Regions from separate parts of the Homo sapiens genome. Here all the other regions are linked to region 2. A link is a loop called in an ENCODE intact Hi-C map of the cell type or tissue named here. Cell type or tissue: endothelial cell of umbilical vein. All regions are shown on one strand.

Evidence for each region. Peaks named below come from ENCODE experiments on the same cell type or tissue, not always from the same donor. Only the 100,000 strongest peaks of a DNase experiment are listed, where the experiment ranks them.
Region 1: it touches region 2 in a loop (3-fold over the local background); 2 of 110 quality-filtered maps call a loop at or near these places.
Region 3: a loop joins it to region 2, with 7 times the contacts of the local background. A loop is called at or near these places in 3 of 110 quality-filtered maps.

Annotation. Positions count from the first base shown.
Region 1 is chr20:15,233,605-15,241,604 of GRCh38, reverse strand. The region is part of intron 6 of MACROD2 (mono-ADP ribosylhydrolase 2); the gene reads right to left. Among named protein-coding and RNA genes, the nearest start is that of MACROD2-AS1, 310 kb to the right of the region's middle. In endothelial cell of umbilical vein, a CTCF peak has its summit at 4,639 (motif pointing right); a DNase peak (open chromatin) is centred at 4,634.
Region 2 is chr20:14,980,415-14,988,414 of GRCh38, reverse strand. The region is part of intron 5 of MACROD2 (mono-ADP ribosylhydrolase 2); the gene reads right to left. Among named protein-coding and RNA genes, the nearest start is that of MACROD2-AS1, 55 kb to the right of the region's middle. In endothelial cell of umbilical vein, no CTCF peak of the experiment used is centred here; DNase peaks (open chromatin) are centred at 2,094 and 3,014; H3K27ac peaks cover 2,292 bases.
Region 3 is chr20:14,915,783-14,923,782 of GRCh38, reverse strand. All of the region lies in intron 5 of MACROD2 (mono-ADP ribosylhydrolase 2), which reads right to left. The region is part of intron 1 of MACROD2-AS1 (MACROD2 antisense RNA 1); the gene reads left to right. Among named protein-coding and RNA genes, the nearest start is that of MACROD2-AS1, 9.7 kb to the left of the region's middle. RefSeq lists an enhancer at 3,493-4,342. In endothelial cell of umbilical vein, no CTCF peak of the experiment used is centred here; DNase peaks (open chromatin) are centred at 1,032 and 4,032.

The DNA.
Region 1 (8,000 bases), 250 kb before region 2:
AAACATGATCTTCAGTAATACAGGCCTGGTTACATAGTTGTCTGTTTGTATGGATGTATGTTAACTGAGGGTTATATTATTACTATTTCATAGAATTGCCACTTGCTGGATCTCTACTCAGTTCTATCACCTTCTTAGCTTTTTAAAGATTCAGAAATCACAAAAATAAGAAAAAAATGCAATGGTAATGAGATAATTGCCCAAGAATGTAATAATAATGAATGTCACAGCATCTAGAAATGATGTGAAACCATCTATTAACAATAATGAAAACTGCTATCAGTAGAATGTAAGCTCCACAAGGGCAGCTATATCTCAAGTACTTTGACCAGTGATTGAAACATAATAGTTGCTTAAAACATATCTGTCAGGTAAATTATTTTTAATAAGCTATGTAATCTACTGAGAACTTTACAAATATTCCTTCTTTATAGCCTCACAATAATCCTAGGAAGTACATACTGTTATAATCTATCATTCTCTTTTATATATTTAAACATTTAAGTTTGCTTTGTTACGGAAAATTTCAAACATACACAAACAGAGAGAATAGTATAATGAATGCCTGCATACTCACTGCATTAATCAGCTCTGGATGCCATACAAAATACCATAGGCCAGGAGGCTTAAACAACAGGAATTTATTATTTCTCACAGTTCTGGAGGTTGGAAAGAACAAGAACAAGGTTCTGGACAATTCTGTTCCCCTGTGAGGGCTCTCTTCCTGTCTTTCAGAAGGCTGCCTTCTAGCTGTATCCTTGAGAAGCCAAGAGTCAGGGGAAGCAAGGCCTCTGGTGTCTCTTATTATCACAGCAGTAATTCCATCTTCAGGGCCCCATCCTTATCAACTCATTTAAGTCTAATCACCTCCCAAAGGTCCCATCTCTATATACCATCACATTGGGGGTTAGAGATTTAATGTATGAATTTTGATGGGACACAATTCAGTCCATACATAGAACCTGCCCATCACCCAGTTAAAATGATTAGTTACTGATATATGTTATCCCATTTTCCTTTTTCTTCTTCTTCTTTTCTTTTTAGACTGGGTATCTGGGTCTCACTCTGTCACTGAGGCTGTAGTGCAGTGGTGCGATCATAACTAACTCGTGGGCTCAAATGATCCTTCTGTCTCAGCCTCCTGAGTAGCTGGGACTCTAGGTGTGCACCACCACACCTAGCTGTCATCCCATCTTATAAAAAGTGTAATATGCTTGCTGTATTATTTGAGAATATTCAATTCTTCTATAGAAGAAAATAAAAACAAATGGGATATATAACTCGTGTTAAGTGTTGATAATAACTAAGCGAGCAGATTTTGAGATATAGGCAGGATTCATAGAATTGTGTTAAATGCAGTACTAAGTAACCTCTAAGACATGCTATATGATAAAAAGGATGGAACAAACAAGACTGTCATTTCAAAATGGAAAAGAATGGTAAGAACAGGTCAGAAGCATGAATCATGTCACCTCTAGAGTGACAGCAATGTTATCCTCAAATTATCCTCCCATTGGTGATACTCATTATAGTCTCATTTGGCCTTACATCTTCTCTGACAGAAATGGAGGTAAACCCCCCTGCTGTTCACCAATGAACTGATGAGATACCGGCCAGGCCCACTTGCCCCTGTCTTTCTGATAGAGCAAGTGTGTGTAGTGGGCCCCAGGCACTCACCATCTGCCATGCTCCCTTGTTCAAACCTCAACTATGGTCCTCATAACCACATCACCATTGAGAGGGTAGAGATGGTAAAGAGAGCATTCAAACACAGCATAACCAGAAAATGAGGTTCTTCCACACATTTGTCACCTAGTCTAAGTGTGTTAACCTATTTCTTTCTTTCTCCTGGCTTCTTTCTCCTTGAGTCAATGTGAGTCATGCCTCTTAATTTGGTCTATAAGCTTTTCTGTTGTGCATCCTCCGGGATAGCTTACCTGCTAGTATACTGGGAGCAGGGAAATTTTCAGAACATGGGCTCAGAAGAGATGGAGAGACTGCACTAAAGTTACTCGTATGGGCTGAAATCTAGGTGTTTAATATACTGCTGAACTTAATTCATAATTATAAATTCAAACTATACCACTTTGATAAGACATCCAGGAAAGCAAATATTTCACTTTGCACAGTTTTGAAGGGTATGTGTTTGTGTGTGTATAAAATAAACAAACAAAAATAGCTAAAGTGCAGCTTGAACCCAATCTGTGACATGTTTTCCATTAAAAAAAATCCTCTTTGCAACTCCATTGAATTGTACATAAACAAGTCAAGAAAGCTTTCTTTCCACTGACAGATTTGTTTTTATTTTAAATTTTTTATTGTTTTTACTTGTTCTTTCTCCTTTGGTTTCTGAGTTCAACACCTTAAGAATAGCTTAGATTCCATACATTGCAATTGCTCTCCAAAAAAAAAAAAAAAAATCTGAACATTTGCAAGAAAAAATGTTTGGTTTAAAGCCATTGCCTTTGCTCTATACTATTAACCCTCTAGATATATGCCAAAATTGCCCAATTGTTCAAACCTAATGTCAGGCTTGGGACTCTGTGGTCCGTGTCTTCAATTGACTATTTCCTCATGATACAGTGATCTAATAACTGCCGCTCAGGTCAGGGAAAAATAAAGCACTCAAGATGAAAGCTTGCATTGCAAATCTCTTTACTGTTTCTATACAAATTTCACTGTAATATACTCTCTTTGACAGTGTGCTAGGCCAGTATTTCCTCTGGAAGACACTGTTGTAGAAACCAATAATGATTTTCCTGAGAATGTTCCCTAGCCTGATAAAAGAACAGAAAATAATTATGTTGACAAATCCAGCCAAATTGAGATGTTTTATACTTTCATTTTAAACATAGTTTTCTTGGTCTTGCTAGTAGACTTACATCTGCAGAATATACAAGTGACTAAAAATAATTCTTTCAAATTGTAGATGAAATAAAGCAAAAAGTTTCAGACACTCTTACAAAAAGAATTGATCACGGTCCTAAAGTAAGATTTTTGAAGGAAATATATGACAATATATTTCCCAAATCATTGAAAGAACACATAATTTGAAAGAAACTTTATATTAGAATAAAATCAAAGGTAGACTCCTGCTTAAATTGCTCACCTCTAATATGTGTCTTCTGATTGATGGACAACTTTACATGCATTCAACCTTGGGTGGCCAACTCTTCCGTAATTTGCATGATGAATCAAAGGTTAGGATTATGAGATCTTGAAAAAACTTTAACTAAGGTGACACAACACGTGATATTGTTTTTCTATTAGCTAAGCATTACATTCACTTTCATAAGACCATGTATTCTATAGGATATAAGGCCAGTCACATCAATTACCATTTTTATGACATCTATATCACACTATGCTTAAAGAAGCAGATAATTTGGATGCCTAACTTTAAGAATAAAAATCTTTGAGCAACCTGTGTTTAGCATATTCAATGTAGCTTTGCTCTATTAGAAACTCTGTTTAACTTAAACCAATGCTCTCAATTCTATCAGGCTCAGCAAACCCTTTTATAACAAATATTTTGTAAAGTCCCCTTGCTATGCAGAAATGACATTTATCAATATTAACACTCATCTGCACACATGAAACAGGCATCAGTGCCCCACCCATATCTGCCCAGTTCTCATCATTCTAGCACATGCCCATCCACAGCATCTTCTAGCAAATACCCTTGCTGTCACTCTCTGCCTGAGCTTTTTCCTTCTGCCTGCCCAAGCGGGCAGATAAGAAATGCTGGGAAGTTAATGACCCAGGAGCAGTCCTCAGCCAGCTGATGAAGGGGGAAAGATAAAAAAAAAAAATAGTCCAGCTTTTCTCCTCCCTCAGATGGGACCACTTCTAGGCATGTTCTACATGGTTGCTGAGAGCTCCCCAGCAAGACAGAGCCCCACTTGTCCACACTGCCAACTTATAACACTCCCACTCCTCCTGGCTGCTTTTTCTTCCCTTCCTCACATCCCCACTCCTCTGCGCTGTTCCCTGTCATCACCTCCTATAGAAAGCACGTGCACACAACACCTTGGCTCAGGGTCTGTTCCCAAGGGAAGCCAAATGAAAACAACACATCAATTTAAAAAAAATCAATAGAGTGCCATAAGTGTGATATGAAAATGATTTAAAATGAAAGTATTTATAGTAAAATTCTATTTTCAACATGTAAAGACAAGGGCATGAATACACTAGAACACGCAATGAAGAAGGAAGATGTTTGCTTCACTACGTAGAATCACTACAAAAAAAATTCTCTAAATGTGGACTCAACCAGGTGTGAAAAACTCTCCTGCTGCTTGGGCATGGCCATCTGTAGCATAATTTTCTCAGGCACTCTTGGTAAAGTTCTAAGCAAACTAAGTACAAGCTTCCTTTAATTTTCATGATAGTCCAGGATACAGTGAAAAAGAGAGAGAGGCTTTGTTTTGATGTATCTTGGTGTTTATAAACAGGTTTTCACTTATATGACTGTCTGGCAAAACGTTAAAACATTGTGTGGGAGGAGGGACAGTTTTCCCATGTGGGCTTGGCCAGACCACATGTCACAACATCCCTGTCCCTGCCCACAAAATGCTTGTGGCACTCCCTAGTTGTTGTCACTGCCCAAAACCACCCTCACAAAATGGTCCCTAGAGGGCAGTGCTACACCCACTGAGAACCACTGGTTTAGACAAAAAAAGGCACATAATAATGGAGGAAAGAAAAAGGAACTTCACAGTGGCTTAGGCCACTAGATTTAGACTACCTCAGTTTAAATCCCACCTCAACTTTTTGTTCAAGGTAAGACCTTAATTCACTTGAGCTAAGACCAGTAGTGTTACAGGTCCAACCTACAGATGGCAGGTTAGTGTAATAGCCCACAGAATGCATGGAGTTACGGTCGTCAACATAATGCTTAGCTAGTGGAGAAACAGAATCACGATATGCATCACCTTGGTTTTGGCTCATATCCTTGGATGAGGAATTGAGCCACAGGGAAGGCAGTTTCCTTCTGGTGCATATTCCTCATCTCTAAGATGGAAGAAATCACATTTTCTAACTCAGGATTGTTTTGAGAATTAATGACTAAAACACAGTGCCTGGCACCAAGTGGGAGTTCAGAAACATTTGCTATTCTTATTACTATATTTCATGGCTCAATGATTGATCTCATTCACCCCTCTAACTCAAATCATCTCTCTGGTGTGGCCACCAGAAGACACAAATTGTGCAGGATCTGTCAATGTGGGTTTGGTTGTATAACTATCTGTTTCCAAGGCACAGCCTGTGAATTTACTATCATTCCATGCCCGCCCTCCTCCTCGACTCTGCTGCCTGTCCTGTCACTTGTCACTCCCAGTAACAATAACCTGTGTACCTCTGTGCCCTCTGAGGAGATCTTACGAAACGTGAATGTAGGGGAAAAGAAGAAAGGAAAAGTCTTGAGTTAGCTTTTTCCCACACTGGCTAAATCAAAGTAACAGTGGCAGCAAGTTAGAGAATTTGAAAAATAAATGAGATGATGTATAGGAATACACTGCTGTAAACTGTAGAGTGATGCACAAATGCAAAAGTGCCTTTGTTCTTGTTACTTATTAATAGTATTGTTAGTCACACAGCTGTTAGAAACCCAACCAGGGAAGACATAGAGACTTGGTATTACCCTTTATAAATGAGAAAATGAGACAGGTGAGAACCAAGACTAGATATTGCCTAAAAGGAAACTGGAAAAGATCAAATTGACAGCCCTGTAGAAGAGGGTTCTTGGAGATGAAGAGTTGTCTGGGAAATGGTGACATCAAGTTAGGCAGAGGAGCAGAGGTACCAAATGAAAGGGTCAGCTTTTTAAGGCTGCAGACGTGTTCTTGAATAGAGAACTGCATTGATTGATGTGGCCTGTAATGGAAACTCAGATAATGAAATAAAACCAACATTTAAGAATTTCAGGCTGAGAACTCATTGCCATGGCAACCCTCTCAGAAGGGAACTTGTATAAGAAAATAAGATTCACTTGACTACGCCTTAAAATGAAAACCTACACTACAGTGGAACAACTAAATGCAGAATTCCAAAATTGCTTGATTGCCACAATGCCTAGAGGTAGTACTGAATTTGCAGGCCCATCATCTTTCCCATTGGAAGCTCTTGCTTCTCAAGATCTATGACTCAAGGAAGGAACATCAGTTAGCTCTGAGGGATCCCTATTGAAGTTGGGTGGTTCCTACTAACAAAAATTTACAATGTTTTTTCATTCAAAAAAATCATCTAGCATGATGCTTGTGGAAATCACAGGTAGCATACACCACTTAAACAAACATACAAGTTTTAGTCTGCCCATAATCACATAAAATCACTAAATTCCTATGTCAATTAGTATTTATTTTCATGGGAAAATAATTTTTAACCTAAGTAAAATCTGGCTTATATGCAGATTATGTTTTTTTCAAAATAAAACATCTACTCTATTACACGTTGTCATTCAAAGAATGTCAGACAGGGTGCATTGTATTTCATCAGTGAAAATAGTTTTCTCAAATACCTAATATGATTGACAAATATAAATCTATGCCTTTTAACTGGTGCTAGAAGAAGAAATTGCTGTGATACTTTTTGTATGACATGGATTAGTTTTTTAAAAATGAACATGATGTTAAAAGAAGGGAAACAGAAGTCAGGATAAACACATAAAAATCATTACAAAATATTTCTGTGCTCACAAACAAAAAGAATAAAGACAGCATGATATATAAGAAAATATCTATGTATCCTCTCCATCAGTGCGTGGTGATATTGGATACAAAATTAGGCATTTTCATTTTCCAGCCCTGGCTCAATAGAAATTTTTCTTTCTTGTCTTCACCCCTACGCTCACCCCGAGATTTCACCAAGATTTTCACCAATATACACGATTTCTGTTAGTATGTTTTAGATATATATAGCCAAGGATATCATGTATATGTGTAGTTTTCATTGTTTCAGGATATACTGTTGTTCTAGAAATCAACATAATTTAGATGCTTGATTTCACTGGTCTGACTATGCATTCCTCAGGTCATATGCATTAGACTTCTGGGATTCAACCTGGGTCTTTTTTCTTTTTTGACAGCTATATCTTTGTCTTTCCCAAGGTTTTACAGAGAAAATCTGTAGGCTCCCTGGTCTTCTTTTAAAGTTTTCTTTTATTCCCACTCCAATTTCCAGTTTGTACTGCTAATTATCCTCTTCATGGTGCCTTAAATTTTGCCTATCTTGCAATCAACAATCTCAAGGTTGTCAAGAATATATATATATAGGCCGGGCGCGGTGGCTCACGCTTGTAATCCCAGCACTTTGGGAGGCCGAGGCGGGCGGATCACGAGGTCAGGAGATCGAGACCATCCTGGCTAACACGGTGAAACCCCGTCTCTACTAAAAATACAAAAAAATTAGCCGGGCGTGGTAGCGGGCGCCTGTAGTCCCAGCTACTCGGGAGGCTGAGGCAGGAGAATGGCGTGAACCTGGGAGGCGGAGCTTGCAGTGAGCCGAGATTGCGCCACTGCACTCCCACCTGGGCCACAGAGCGAGACTCCGTCTCAAAAAAAAAAAAAAAAAAAAAAAAAAAAAAAAAAAAAGAATATATATATATATATATATATATATAAATAAATATATATAAAAATAAATTTTTTGGATCCAAGGGTAACTCATGGTTAAATAAAAATAACTGACTTTAATATTTGGAATAAGGAATAATATTTGGAAGAAATAAACTTGCACAGACTAGGTCTAGGAGGCATGAAAGATTGGTCATATTTTTTCAATTGAAACGATTTACGGTAAGATTAGAAGGAGAATCAGGATTAAAATCTTACATTTAAATATTTCCTGATATTAAGCACTAAATCATCATTCATAAAAGAAATGCCATCGTAAAATGAGCCATTTGATTTGTTGATTAATTTATCTTTTTCCTTTACCACCTAAAGCAAATGTGGATAGGTATGAAAAAACAGCTGTTACAAACAATGCATGGAGAACAG
Region 2 (8,000 bases):
GGCAAGGAGGGATGGACTTGATATTGATATTTATAAAGCCTTTTTTTTTTTTTTTTTTTGACAGAGTCTCATTCTCTGGCTGGAGTACAGTGGCACAATCTCTACTCACTGTAGCCTCTGCCTCCCAGGTAAAAGCAATTCTTCTGCCTCAACCTCCCGAGTAGTTGAAATTATAGGTGTACGCCACCTCGCCCTGCTAGTTTTTGTATTTTTTGTAGAGACGGGATTTCGCCATGTTGCCCAGGCTCATCTCGAACTCCTGACCTCAGGTGATCTGCCCGCCTCGACCTCCCAAAGTGCTGGGATTACAGGCATGAGCCACCGTGCCTGACCTGTATATAGCCTTACTCTTAGAAAGTATTCATTAAGATCTTCCACATTAACCAAAATCGTCCAATTTCCAAGCACAGAGGACACAGAAGCCACTTCCTGAAAACAGGCTGAGGAGAAAATTCTCTCCTAGATCCAGAGCTTCACTCTGAAGACTTCTTTCTCCTTGAATTCAGGCAAGCAATGAACTGATTTCTGAAACTTCTGTTCATGAGATTTCTTATATATATATATATCTTAAGTCCTGACATATGAATGAATCTTAATGAAAGCGTTCTGAAGACCTCTATAACATGGCATCCCAAGGAGAATCTAGCACATATCATTCATAGAATATATATTCAATACATATTGGACAAGCTGTTGAAACTAGAAAATTGCACAAAAACTATGAAATGTGTCTACAGAGTAAAGTAATTTTTTGTTCCTTTATAACATATTCCACAGCATCATCTCCTTTAGAAATAGTCATTTTAGAGCCTGGAATATATTCAACAGGATCTACTCCGCTCAGTGTACTTTCAAAAATCACTTCAGACCTTGTAACTTATTCTTAAAAGCCTCTGGATTTGTGACTTTAAAATACTGTACATTAAACACACACTTGATTTTTCTGAACAGTCTGGTAGAATTCTGAGCCAAGTCGAGTGAAAAAAGGTATGTGAACAAGTTGTTTAATAACAACGGCGGCAACAATCCCAGTAATAATAGTAACACATTTTGAATGCTTACTAGTTGCCTGGAATTGTGTTAACCGCTTTATCCATAATCCTCAGAGAGGCCCCATAAGGTAGATTTTACTATCATACCATTCCAGAAATAAGTAAGCTGTGGCTCTAGGAGGTTAAACAAATTGCCACAAATCAATTGTTAGATTTGTGACTCAAAAATACTTACTTTTAACAGCTAGAAATACTGCTACTACTAGGGGTTAAAAATGACATGGGACCATAAAAAGAAATGAAATTAACTTTTTTCCTATGGCATTTAAATAGGCCCTAAGACAATTCCAAAGCTCTTTGGAAAATGGTAGTTTCAGGGGAATGGAACATTTAACTGCCTGAGGTTAAGGATGCCACTCCTCATTTGTATGCAGGAGTTCTGGGCAAGTGTGTCAAACACTCAGTCCATTGCAATATATAGCTGTACCGCCTAGAGGACTTAGGGTCCCAAAATGAACTCCGTGCCAAATCGTACTTCACATATTTGCAGTCATACTTTTTTTGCCTTTGCCTTTGAACAAGGATTGATCCTATGTGGTCTCCTAAGATTCTGAGGAGGTGACGGGGAGAGAAGGCGAACCTGAAACATCCGGCAGAGACAATTTTGCCAGGGTGAGCCCTGATCACTCTCCTCCCCCATCGCCCACTACCTATTAAGGCAAATTATCTTTTAGCTGATTTATGTTTATGTTTTCAGGCTCACAGTAAGATTTTTTAACGTCTTTTTCTGCTTTCAAAAGTTTATCAGAGCTTTTTCATAAATACCTAAGGTGAGGAATCATTTGTGGAACAGATCTGCTTATTTACCTAAACTTTAGCCTTTTCTGCTAACAAGACTTAAAGAGTTCCAGCACTTAGGACGGTATCTAAGTGATTTGGCTAATATGTGATTTGAATGTTTTGGGAAGATAAAGTCTATAACTAAGAGATTGCCTAATAATGGATCTGCAGGAACTGAAGGTCATTTCCCACAAAAATGTGCAGCCACCGGGAACCTTAGGTGAGGCATATTACGCTCAACTGTGTCAGACACTTGGTTATTCATTAACTTTAATGGGGGTCATAAAGAAATGCCTGAGGAAACAGGAAATGCTCATTTTCAGATAACATTGCAGTCACTCCCTTATTTCTTCCTGAAATCAAAACCAAAAAAGAATTTTTGCTTAACCTTTATTTAAACAAGCAACCAGGAGAGAACAACCATTCAGACTGGGCCAGGTGCCATGTCTTCAATGGCCCAGGAATAACCCAACAGCTGTTTCTATGCCAACTATGATGTCTGTGTCCACTGAGGAACAACTTCCTTGTCAAGGTAAAATCCAAAGGTTATTTTCAATCTTCAGACTAAAATCAAAGGCCATGGGGTGTGACCACTCCCAAATATGTTGCACTACAACCTCTGAGTTTTTAATAATTGGTATTTCTGCAGGGCAAGGTGGCTCACACCTGTAATCCCAGCACTTTGGAAGGACCAGGTGAAAAGATTGTTTGAGGCCAGGAGTTTGAGACCATTCTGGCCAACCTAGTGAGACTTCCCTTCCTTCCCTGCCCCCGACCCTGGCCCCATATCTCTAAAAAATAAAAAATAAAAATAAGAATAATAAAAATAAATCATTGGCATTTCTTAGCTAAGAAAGAACTAAACTCATTTATCATCCTCAAAAAAAAAAAAAAAAAGAATAAGAGAATACAGCTAAGATTTCAAACTACCCTCATTAAGTCACCAATGTCTACTCCATTAGCTGGAAGCACTTGTTAATCCATCTTGCCAACAGCTGAGCCCTGACAAGTTTCCTTTGGAAGGTTAGCCTTTTATGAGTAGCCCTGATAAGGAGTCCACTGCTGTTGGGACCTAAAAGGCTTGTCAAGTGGATGCAGAGCTTCCTCTACACACCCCACTGCTTGAATCAAAGGGAGGCCAATGGACAGAAGAGACAAATGATCACTCCACTAGAAATAACAGAGTTGGTTATTAGTCAAAGTGAACTTCCTTCCTGTACACACCAGTAGTGAAAACATCTATAGGGAATTTGGAAGGGCATCATGGTGAAGAATGTAGTTCAAGAGGCAAAGTTCAGGACCAGTGTTTGCTTTGGCATCCTGGGGCAAAAACGTTACTGAATGAACTAAGTCAGGAGCTCAAAATGCAATTGAGTGAAGTGTCATAGGTTAGCTAATGCCAGACAAGTGGTGGCTGTCTTGGGAGTTTTGAAATTACATCAGTGTGAATTCCTAAGAAATCCCTCCTAGGTCTGGAATATGCTTGATTCCTTCCACCCCTTAGAAGAGTGCAGTGATGCATGACACTTCTCCAACTTTGTCTCAGAATGGCCGTGTGAAGTACGTAAGGTCACACTGTTTTCTCATTTAAAGGTGACTTGCTAACTCCCAGAGACAAGGGAAGGACAGCAGAACCTTGAACTGCACTTCTTTGTCACTTTTATCTGGCTTTGTTATAGACACAATCTGATAAAACCAAAAGCCTGAGAGGTGGAGTGGAGCAGGGTGAGCAGAGTACAAACCCAGCATGAGATGTTCCTCTACTCTATTTGTTCCTCAGACGAGATGCCCCCAACCCTCTCCCCAACACAGTCCCCACAGATCTCTGACTTCAGTGCTTCATTCTTATTTTCTTGATGTGTTATTCTCAAATTACAGCTATGTTTCCCCAATCCACAATTCCTCTTCCCTAGTTTTTTACTTTCCTTCAAATCCATCAGACCTGTGCTAATTACTTACTACTATTTATTAGATGCCATTGACAACTTGCCCACCCCTGTTCGTCTAGCAGTTTCTTTAATCTAGATGTAATGTAAACTGTTATTTTTCTCATTAAACTAAAGTAGCAGCTGATTACAAGTTACCAATAAAAGGAAAGGAAAAAAGAGCAAGGGGAGCATCCGCCCACAGAGGTAACTGACTAAGCACATCCTGACTATTCCGGATATTCTTGCTTTGGTGAAATCTGCATTTTAGTAAACAAACAGAAAAAAAATTAACCAACCAACAAACAAACAAAAACCTATTGCCTTTTGTCACTAATCCTGCTACTACTAGTTCTCCGCCCAAGAACATCCCAGGGGCCATCTTAAAAACCTCATTGTACTCTCCTACCTACAAACTCCAGAATTATAACCAATATGAAATTAGATTAAATTAATCTTTAAGGCAGCTCTAAAGCTGAAAGGAGTAAAATCAAAATCATGTGCTGGAGGGAGAAAAAAGCAAACCAATCACAGCTTATCAGAGGAGTGGGCTATTGTACTTAAGTAGGTATTCAGAGTTTCCAGCCCTTTGAAGCAGCAGCCAACTTCTACCCTGGTTCTAACCTTAATAGCAGGAGGGAGTCCCCCTGAACCAAGTCTAGGCTATGAGCTTCACCTTAGCAATCAGATTGGCTTCTGCACGTCAAAGGTACTAGTCTATTCCAATGACTGACATGAATTCTACATTTCAAAAGTCATATTTCCCGAACAAAGGCTTCATTACTACTGACAGACTACCATTCATATTACCAGTATCATTACTACTTACCATTATTGGAGGACCTTTATTTATTTAAAACACACAAGTGTAGGCATGCACACACACACATATTAGCATGCTGTATTAGTCCACTTTAACACTTGATAAAGACATACCCGAGACTGGGCAATTTACAAAAGAAAGGGGTTTATTGAACTTACAGTTCCATGTTGGTGGGGAGGCCTCACAATCATGGTGGAAGGTGAAAGGCACATCTCACACGGTGACAGACAAGAGAAGAGAGCTTGTGCAGGGAAACTCCCATTTTTAAAGCCATCAGATCTCCTAAGACTTATTCCCTATCACGAGAACAGCATAGGAAAGACCCGCCCCCATGATTCAATTACCTCCCACCAGGTCCCTCCCACAACATATGGAAATTTAAGATGAGATTTGGGTGGGGACACAGAGACAAACCATATCACTCTGCCCCTGGCCCTTCCCAATTCTCATGTCCTCACATTTCAAAACCAATCATGCCTTCCCTACACTCCCCCAAAGTCTTAACTCATTTCCGCATTAACCCAAAAGTCCACAGTCCAAAGTCTCAACTGAGACAAGGCAAGTCCCTTCTGCCTATGAGCCTGTAAAATCAAAAGCAAGTTAGTTATTTCCTAGATACAATGGGGGTACAGGCATTAGGTAAATATGGCTGATCCAAATGGGAGAAATTGGCCAAAACAAAGGGGTTACAGGGCCCATGCAAGTCTGAAATCCAGCAGGGCAGTCAAATCTTAAAACTCCAAAATGATCTCCTTTGACTCCATATGTCACATCCAGGTAACACTGATGCTAGAGGTGGGTTCCCATAGTCTGGGGTAGCTCCACCCCTGTGGCTTTGCAGGGTACAGCCTCCCTCCCGGCTGCCTTCACAGGCTGGCATTGAGTGTCTGCAGATTTTCCAGGCACATGGTACAAGCTGTCAGTGGATCTACCATTCTGGGGTCTGGAGGATAGTGATCCTCTTCTCACAGCTCCACTAGGCAGTACTCCAGTAGGGACTCTGTGTGGGGGCTCCCACCCCACACTGCCCAATGCACTGCCCTAGGAGAGGTTCTCTGTGAGGACCCCACCCCTAAAGCAAACTTCTGCCTGAGCATCCAGACATTTCTATACATCTTCTGAAATCTAGTTGGAGGTTCCCAAACCTCAGTTCTTGACTTCTGTGCACTCACAAGGCTCAACACCATGTGGAAGCTGCCAAGGCTTGAGGTTTGCACCCTCTGAGGCCATGGCCCAAGCTCTGCGTTGGCCCCTTTCAGCCACAGCTGGAGTGGCTGGGATGTAGGGCACCAAGTCCCTAGGCTGCACACAGCATGGTGACCCTTGGTGTGGCCCATTAAACCATTTTTTCCTCCTGTGCCTCCAGGCCTGTGATGGGAGGGACTGCCACAAAGGTCTCTGACATGCCCTGGAGACATTTTCCCCATTGTCTTGGTGATTAACATTCAGCTCCTCATTACTTATGCAAATTTCTGCAGCCAGCTTGAATTTCTCCTCAGAAAATGGAATTTTCTCTTCTACTGCACTGTTAGGCTGCAAATTTTCCAAATTTTATGTTCCATTTCCCTTCTGAAACTGAATGCATTTAAGAGTACCCAAGTCACCTCTTGAATGTTTTGCTGCTTAGAAATTTCTTCCACCAGATACCCTAAATCATCTCTCTCAAGTTCAAAGTCCCACAGATCTCTAGGGCAGGGACAAAATACTGCCAGTCTCTTTCCTAAAACATAACAAGAGTCACCTTTGCTCCAGTTCCCAACAAGTTCCTCCTCTCTATTTGAGACCACCACAGCCTGGACCTTATTGTTCATATCACTATCAGCATTTTTGTCAAAGTCATTCAACAAGTCTCTAGGAAGTTCAAAACTTTCCCACATTTCCCTGTCTTCTTATGAGCTCTCTAAACTGTTCCAACCTCTGCCTGTAACCCAGTTACAAAGTCACTTCCAAATTTTCAGGTATCTTTTCAGCAACACCCTACTCTACTGGTACCAGTTTACTGCATTAGTCCATTTTCACACTGCTGATAAAGACATAACCGAGATTGGGCAATTTACAAAAGAAAGAGGTTTATTGGATTTACAGTTCCATGTGGCTGGGGAGGCCTCACAATCATGGTGGAAGGTGAAAGGCACATCTCATATGGTGGCAGACAAGAGAAGACAGCTTGTGCAGGGAAAATTCCATTTTTAAAGCCACCAGATCTCGCAAGACTTATTCACTATCACAAGAACAACACAGGAAAGATCTGCCCCCATGATTCAATTACCTCCCACTGGGTCTCTCCCACAACAGGTGGGAATTTAAAATGAGATTTGAGTGGGGACACGGCCAAATCATATAACATGCACACACCGACACACACACAGACACACACACACATATATATATATATATATATACATATACATATATACACACACACGTATGATTGGAATTACAGTAAGGCTTTTCCAAAGGAGTGAGGTTTAAGCTAAAATGAAGGAAAAGTGAAACTTACCCAGGTGAATGGAAAAGAGGAAGAACATTCCAGGCAGTGGGGATGGCATTTGCAAAAGCTGGGAACAGGGATTTAATGTGTCCAAGGGTTTGTTTAATATTGCTAAGGAAGTGAATAAAGGACCTTTCAGAGTTAGCTGAATATACTAGCTATGTCACCTCAGTGTAGGACCTTGAACGCGATGATGGGGATCCTTGTTTTTTTCCTAAAAGCTATAAGAAATGGGGGCATTCCCCCAAACTCTTAAGTTAGGTGGGACACACACACACACATACACACATGCACACACACACACACACACACACACACACACTTCTTTTTGTAAAGGATCCTTCTGGCTGCACTCTGGATGAGAGAGGAGAAGAACTCAAGGAGCTAAGGAGGGGCCTACTGGGAGGCTTCTGCCCTAGCCTGGAAGAGAGAAAGAATGGTGGCTTAGATTAAAGGCAGCAAGGAAAAAGTGAATTAGAAGAAGAGGGATTAGGAGGTACAATAGACATGATTTGCTGAAGACCTGATTATCCTGGGTAAGTGAGAGAACCAAGAAAACACCTGGATTCCTAGCTAGGTGCTAAACTTGATGCTTTATACTACCATGGTCAATAAAAATGGCAACCAGTTACTGAGTATCCACCAAGGTAAAGAATAATGTAGTGTCACAAATAGGGTCACTAGAGCAAAACACCATGAGAGCTTAAATGCTGGCCTTAATGATTAGTAGTATTTCACTTGGCCAATTACATAAGTTGTCATTGTTTCTGTTTCTTCATTTACAAAATGAGAATAATGATTATATCCACCTGTAGGGCGTGTCTTAGTCTGTTTTCTGTTGTTTGTAATGGAATACCTGAAACTGAGAAATTTACAAAGACAAGGAATTTATTTCTTACAGTTACAGAGTCTGAGAAGGTTGAGGGGTT
Region 3 (8,000 bases), 65 kb after region 2:
CGCCAGCCTAGGAAACCCTGAGGCACAAGGCCTATAATTAAGAGTGGCCCTGGAGGCCCGTGCCGTCACCTATCTTAGATATTTCAACAAGGTAGACCACTGGAGTAAGTATGCAAGGAAAAGAAAAAGTACATTGCTTGAACTCACACCATGATATTTTGAAGGTAGCACTAACAAGATTTTCTCTAAGAGACTTTATAGAGAAAGTAAGAGAAACAGGGTAGTCAAGGAGATCACCGAAAATTTTGGCTTGAACTGCGGAAGAATAGAGTTGCTGTGACCTAAGAGGCAGGAAACTACAGAAGGTGTGCATGTATTTTTTGAAAGTAAGTGTTGTGATAAATTAGAAAGTCAGTTTTGGAGATGACACATTTTAGATGTTTACTAGAAATCCAAGTGGAGATACTGAGTAGGCAGCAGAATGTACAAGTTGGAAATTCAGCAGACAAGTCTGGGCTGGAGATACAAATTTGTAATTGATCAGTATACAAAGCCCGGAATCTAGCTGAGATAAGCAAGGATGATTGTTGATAGGTAAGGAGTTCAAGGACTGAACTTTAGGGCTCTTCAGTAATGAGTGGGGAGTGACACAACTGGGAACCAGCAAAAGAGATTGGGAAGAAACAGCCAGCGAGGTTGGAGGAATTCAAGTGAAGAAATTGTTTCATGTGGGAGGAGCGATCAACTGTGTCTGGAGAGAATTGACCGCTGGCAATTGAGAATGATGCACCCTGCTCTAACAATGCTGAAGAAAAGCTTTTAATCTCCAGCTCCTAACTCTGACTCAAAAGCAACAGCCTTTGTAGAAATATCCTGCTTATATTTGTAACACTTAGGAAGTAAGTTATTTTACTTTGATTGTATTGAAATTCTATTGATAATTCACATTTTAAAATAATGTTCCTGAACCATATGCTCAAAATGCCCCTAGGCTTTTAAAATCCCTACCAAATGAGGAAATTACTCAATAAAAGGAAATTATCTCACTGACTGTGTTATTAGATATGTAGTTCAGTGATTTTCTGGAAAGACAGATTGCATGGCCCAGATGGATAATTTTCTTAGTCTGGTACCATCCACATTGATAAAAATCAGTTCCAGTCACTGTATATCAACATTCGCCTTTCCTTGTGGATACCAGTGCCTTGTCAAGGGCTTCGGTAAAGCTGTAGATTCAATGGACATACTGCACCTTTAAAAGGTTAAGATCCAAAAAAGTTAATGAATCAAATTTCTGTCCAGCAGTATATTTTAGCAGCATCCAGAATCAGATAAGGGCAGACACCACTGTTTTTTAGATGTAACAATAAAATAATTTGGAATATAAAAGCAAACTTTCTGAGTTCTAGAATATTCTTTGCCTTGAATATTAGAAGTCCTACTTAGAAATGCTTGTCTAAATTAGGGGTGGTTAAGAAGCCATGTAACCGTTGCATTCTAATCACCTTATGAATACCTAGGTAGCTAAAAACAGATACATACAAAAAAAAGCAGGAAAAAACTATACATCTAAAGACAGAAGATCTTGGGGAAAAGTTGAAAAGCAAATAGACCTAGACTATGTATAAAGCACCTTTCTTTGACAAAACACAAAAACAGTTAAAATGCAGGTATCTTCAATATTATAAACTGAGAAACCAGAAATAGAAAAGATTAGGAAAGATGGGAGATTTGTTTAATGTCACCGGGTCATCATAGAAATTGCTAGAATTTAGAACCCAGTTCTTCCCAACTCCAAGTTGAGCATTTCCAACAAGGCTATCCTGCAATCAGAAAATAATTAGAAGAACTACTCCTTTAGATGCTAAAAGAGACTTGGTTAGAGAATCTGATGCAATTTGGTCTTCTTAAATGATACATTTGCAATATCAGACACCTTTACAAACTCTGCACACAATGATTGTACATTCACAGGAAATCCAATTTGTAGTGCACATTACATGCTAATATGGAAATGTTTGAGTAAATAATTTCTTCATTGGACTATTTTATGAGTCACTCTGCTAGACCTATTGGCATTCTGTCAGCTCCATTCTGGTTACAATATACCAAACAATTATCCCTGACACTAAATATATCTTAGCCTTTAATGGCAAAGCCCCAGCCTGCAAAATATTCTGGATATGCTATTTATGCTGCCATTTGCAAATAGCATATATCCTAACAGCTGGGCCAGCTGGGCAGACATCACAGCATCTGGAGCAGAAATTAGCCTTTAGGTATGCAATGACTAACAAAGACGCCAAGGCAAAGAAGGATAAGTGTTAACAGTTTCATGCTTTTATATACATGACAATTATGCTTAGCAAAATGGCTCAAATGTATCCAAAACTCTCTATTCTTGAGAATTTTCAAAACCAATCTTAAATTTTTCTGGATCAATAAGAATTAGTTTAAATTGTGCTTGTCTCAGGCAAAGACGGCTATAAATCAATCTCCTCCTAAATGTACATGAGCAGTTTAAATTACATCACATGCCATGGCCAACAAGTGTTGGATGCCAAATCTAAATAGAGTAGATGTAATTTTCACTAGATTGGAATATGTAATACAGAAATGGATTTTTAAAATGTCATGGGAAATAACTGCATTGCCCATAATGTCGATATGCTCCCCAAACACCCAATACACAGATCCAATAGACTGGTAATACACATCACAGCACAGAGTTGATTCACCAGTGTTTTTTAATTCTATACATTATGTAAAAATGGTTGTGGTTTAAAGGGATGACTGGCTATATTCTTCAAAAATTGGATTCCATATTTCATGTTTATTGTCACCAAAGTTGTGGAACATATCTAGGTTTTTTTGCCCTTAATTCCTTAAACATTTTGAAGAGTTAAGGATTGTTTGAAGTTAAATTATTATTTTTAAACCTAAAGACCAAGTGACTTTCCTAATGTGAATGTGTGGAGGAACCTCAATTAAATATTCTACCATAAATGAACAAAGTGATTTCCCCACTTTCCAGTTACACATAACCCTTCTATTTTTATTAATCTCATTCATTACACTGCAGCTTTATTCCAGAGAAAATTCAAGGATTAGAAGAAATGGTAGCAATATTAAATAAACTTAATATCACCTTTATTGCACATAGCTATGATAACATGCTTAAGGTCTATACTAGAAGGTAACTCTTCACCTGTACACTTTATATAAATCATGAATACCTCAGATATATCTATAAATACCTTGAAAAAGTTCTGTCTTCAATAATTTATTCTAAAAAGAAGAAAAAATTAAATGAGAGCGCAAAGAAATCACACTTCAAACCTGAGAACATTTTTAACGAAATTAAAATAAACAATACATAATAGATTTCCAACGTATCTGGTTAAAGGGTATTCAGAAAGGAACACCCTCTGGCCTATTTACATTTAGGAAACATTAGATAAGATCAGATTTACCAGGGAACATCTCTGTTTTAGATTTGGAATGCCTCTGTAACAATTTTACCCAACTATTACCTTGTTGAGCCCTGGTTATTCACACAAGGAAAGTTAAAGACAGGGCATGTATTTTCAAGCCTGGGGCAAAAGAAAGTTGAGCACATCACAAAGAAGGAAAACTATCTGGTTTTCTAAGAGAGCTGCCAACTCCTTCTCTATCCCAGTACCAGTAGTTACTGAGAGGAACCAGGCGCGGGTTAACTCAAAAGGGAATTAATTCATATACTTTATCTCAGCAAGGGGAAGAGGTTTCTGCAGGGCTGCCGGCTGTTTGAGATGCAGAGAAATCACGATGCAATGTCAGCCTGCAGCGATCCCAGGTGTGCTCACCTGCTGGGGGCAGGGTGGGAGGAGCTAGATTCAGCAGGCTCTGGAAGTCTGGAAGCTGACTAGAATGATTGCTCATAGGAGTTGCTTTGATTTCCTCTAGGAAAGGGAGGTAAAGGAGGGGCTAATGGGGCCACGGCAGGTGGAGCCTTGAAATGGTTTCTATTTATTTCTCCTGACTCTTGTTATTTTGCTTCATCATTCATTGACGTTTCTTCCTCCCTATCTGGTTTAATTTAGGGCCGGTGTTTGTTTGTTTTTGTTGTTCAACTTGATTTCCTGGAAGACTGACAAAGAGTCTAAAGAATGTGAGTGCCTGCTTTGAATTAAGCCCACTGAGTCAAATTACTGATTGCAAAGGCAGCAGTTAGGAACAAGCAGATTTTGATTCAAGTTAGAAAGAGGCACTCATGGTTCCAAAGCAGTACAAGGAACAAAGAGAACACGGCCCTGTTCCTGGTTGCTTGCAAGAAGGCAGGAATAAATTGCTTGCTTGTTTAACTGCTTTTCAAAGTAGCAGATAGATTGTTTTTGGTAGTTAAATGTGGTTATGAAAGGTTGAACAATTAGAGTCATTTTCATAATCAGCAATTGCTGTTGCTGAAATTAGAGAGAAAAGTAAGTGATAAATAAAGGGAAAACATGTCTGGCAGGAAGCATTATTCAATCATAAGCTATCCCAAATGGTTAAAAATGTAGCTTATATTACACTCCTGTGAATTTACAACAACATGGAGGAGAGAACTAGGCCACTCAATTTCACAGTTCCAGGAGAAAACGAAGCTCTTTCTGGAACTTTTACTTTCCCAGCAATGTGTTTGTGATGCATTCCAGATGGACAAGCCTTGAAAAGTGACGGTATCCATCTATTTGTGAGAATGAACACAGAGAGAGTGAGAGTTTTCACATCCTTGTCTTCCTCAAATATAAACACCGCAAAACACAAATGAATCCTCTTAATCCAATTTGGGAGGACTCCTTAGGACAAAAGGCTTTATCAGTTATCATCAAAGCATTCAGTTTAATTCTTCTTCCCTTGAGTCTCAGGGGGTTGGGGGAGAGAGTAGTTGATGAAATAAAAGTAAAATAGAGCTAAAGACAGTTCTTTAAATGAAGACATACATACAGCTGATTGTTTAATGTATGGGTAACACAAGACTGAAACACATCAGTGATATGTTGTGAGTTCAATTAAAATATAAAAAGATTTTGACAAATTGGAAACATGATCTAAATCTAATAGTATGACCTTCAGTGAAAATAAATGTTAGGACTTGAATTTGGTTTCAGAAATGCGTAAGTGTGGGATAGAGGAGACATTGTTTAGCAGGAGCTGGTAATGAAATCTCATTTGCTAATAAACTCCAGAAAAAAAAAAAAAAACAAAAAAAACACAGTGTCACAAAAAGGGCTAATGTGATATGATTGCAGATGACTTTAGAGGAATACATTTACTAAATAAAGCAGTAACAATTCTACCCTGTGCCAGCTGACCTACATGCAAACCATGGCATATGCCTACTCTCCTATCCAATGTGAGAGGAATCCTTCTAGCCAAGGCCAATCCCTCCTCCGGTTGCCTGGATGGTACCTTACCTTCTTTCTAAGCAACCTCTCTCTAGCAGCTACTTCCTATCTCTTCTGGATCATTAACTTCTGCCTCTTCTCTGGTCCCTTCTTATCAGCATTTGATCACACTCAAGTCTTTCTCATCATGAAAAACCTTTTCTAGTCCAGTTGCTCATGCCTGTAATCCCAGCACTTTGGGAGGCCGAGGCAGGTGGATTGCTTGAACCCAGGAGTTTGAGACCAGCCTGGGCAACATAGCAAAAACCCATCCCTACAAAAATAATACAAAAATTAACTGGGGATGGTGGTGTGTGCCTGTAGTTCCACCTACTCGTGAGGCTGAGATGGGAGGATCACCTGAACCTGGGGTGGTCGAGGCTAAAGTGAGCCAAGATTGCACCATTGCACTCCAGCCTGGGCAACAGAGCGAGAGCCTGTCTCAAAAACAAAAACAAAACAAAATCCTTCCGTATACCGCATTACCCTTGTGACCACAAACCTCTCCTTTTTGCTGCTGAATTCCTACACAGTTACTCTCTTCCCTCCTTTACCTGTCTGTCATCTTCATCCTAGTGAAATTTGACTTTCGCCCCCACTGCTTCCCTGGAATGGCTCTTCATTAAATCACCAACTAAAGGACAACAACCAGCCCTTATCTTTTTTAGTCACTGAGTAGCTTTAGATGCAATTGACCAGTCTTTCTTGAATTTTTTTCTTCTTTTGGGTTTCGTGGATGTCTGTCCTGGTTCTCCTCCATGATGAGCTTCCTATTCTCAATGTTATTGCTGTTTGTTGTCCTGTATTTGTTGTAGTCGGTGTGTTTTGGAGGTTTGTCTTCCTCTGCCCATTCTATGTGTTGGTCTTCCATAGGCTTCCCGGTGAGCTTCCACAACACAGTTCTCTCATAGACAGGTGGAGGGAGTTCCCTGGATGGAAATCAAAGGCCAAGTGCCTGCACTATCATGGAGTCCTCCCTGCATTGCTTCATAGGGGATGCCCACCAAGAAGGCAATAAGGAGGAACCATAGAACTTCTTCCTATGGGACCCACAATGGAACAATCAGCTGCCTTCACACAGCAGTGGTTTCAAAGAGTTAACAATATTGAAGACTTTTAAGAAAATTCCCCATAAGGAAACATTTTGAGCTTAAATACATGGAAGAATAGAGACCCGATGTCACACAAAAGCTAACCTCAGGCCTCCGCTGGGAGGGGTTCTGGAGAGAATCTAGGATGCACAATGGAGGGTGGAGTAAAATGCTGCCACGGAAATGCAAAACCATCTGAGCAGGGATGGAAGCAATAAGCCCCCTGGGTCACCCAGGAAAGGACAGGAGACTTGGCAGGACACTCCACCCCGAGGAAGAAAAGGGGCAGGCATTACTTCCCTTCCTTAATAGGAATGGCACCATTTGTTATTTGGCATGTAGTATGTGCCACAGAGAGTTAAGTTTGCATGACCAATCAAGGTGCCTATTTTTCCCCCATTATCTCTCTTCCTTGGAAATAAAATTTCTAAATTTTTGCTGGGCTGACAGTGGTCCATGAAAAAGATATATTTTTTTCCATTCTCCGCTGAGGTTCAGTATGGCCATGTGCCTACATCTGGAATTTAACTAGAGGCAGGGAATACGGGAATTATACTTACATGGAAAAGATTTGCCCTTCTAAATCGCTTCCTCCTGATTAAGATGCTTTCAAATGCACAGAAAAGTTGAGAGAATTATATAACAAACATGCATACACCCACATCTCTCCTTACAATTGCTAACACTTTGCTGCCTTTGTTTTATGACATATTTATCATCTATGCACTCACATATCTATTTTATTTTTTATCCATTTCAACATTGCAGATATAAATCACTTTGCTCCTGAAGTTATCTTGTTTTATATGTTTCCAACAAGCACATGAGGCAGATATGATCATTTCTATTTCACAAACAAGTAAGCAGAGGGCCAGATGTCTAAGTAACTAGCTGAGGTCCCACTGATAGTAACTGGCAGAGCCTGGATTTTTCGCCCAAGTTTTTGTTTTTAACCTATGAATTTCCCATCCCTTCAACCCCACCCCTACCCTCACCGTACCCTGTAGAATTTCTGAGGCTTTAGGGGTATAAAGCCCTTTAATTTTGTCAGGACTTGTATTCTAGAGGGAGTGTAAAAGGAAAGTTCTAATGGCTCAGTTCAGCTCCCCAAATGGGAAGGAGGGCAGAACTCTGACGGAGTTGGGAATTAACAGCTCTGCGTTTCATGATGCTGCCTTTGGTGCTTTTCTGCATTCTCTGCTGGGAGAGTAAAGTGGGCACCATAGGATGAGGAGCCTCAGCAGAGAAAAGAAATGGTATTTTGCATTTTCACTGCAAACATTTCTCTGTGAGAATAAACAATGCCATTAAATGGGGCACCCATTTCCCTGTGAGTAATTTAAAATAAGTCCGAAATTGAGAATGGACAGCTCTTTTTTTCCCTTTCTGAAAATAAATGCTTAGAAATGAGACCTGTTTACCATAGGTCTGCAGACTTACACACTTTGCCAAACCTCCATCAGATGCACACAATTTCTGAAGCTGCTCCTTCATCAAGAATGATGACTCGCAGCTACCTTAATGTCACAGCTTGGAAGCTCCCAAAGCAATTGGTTTAGTA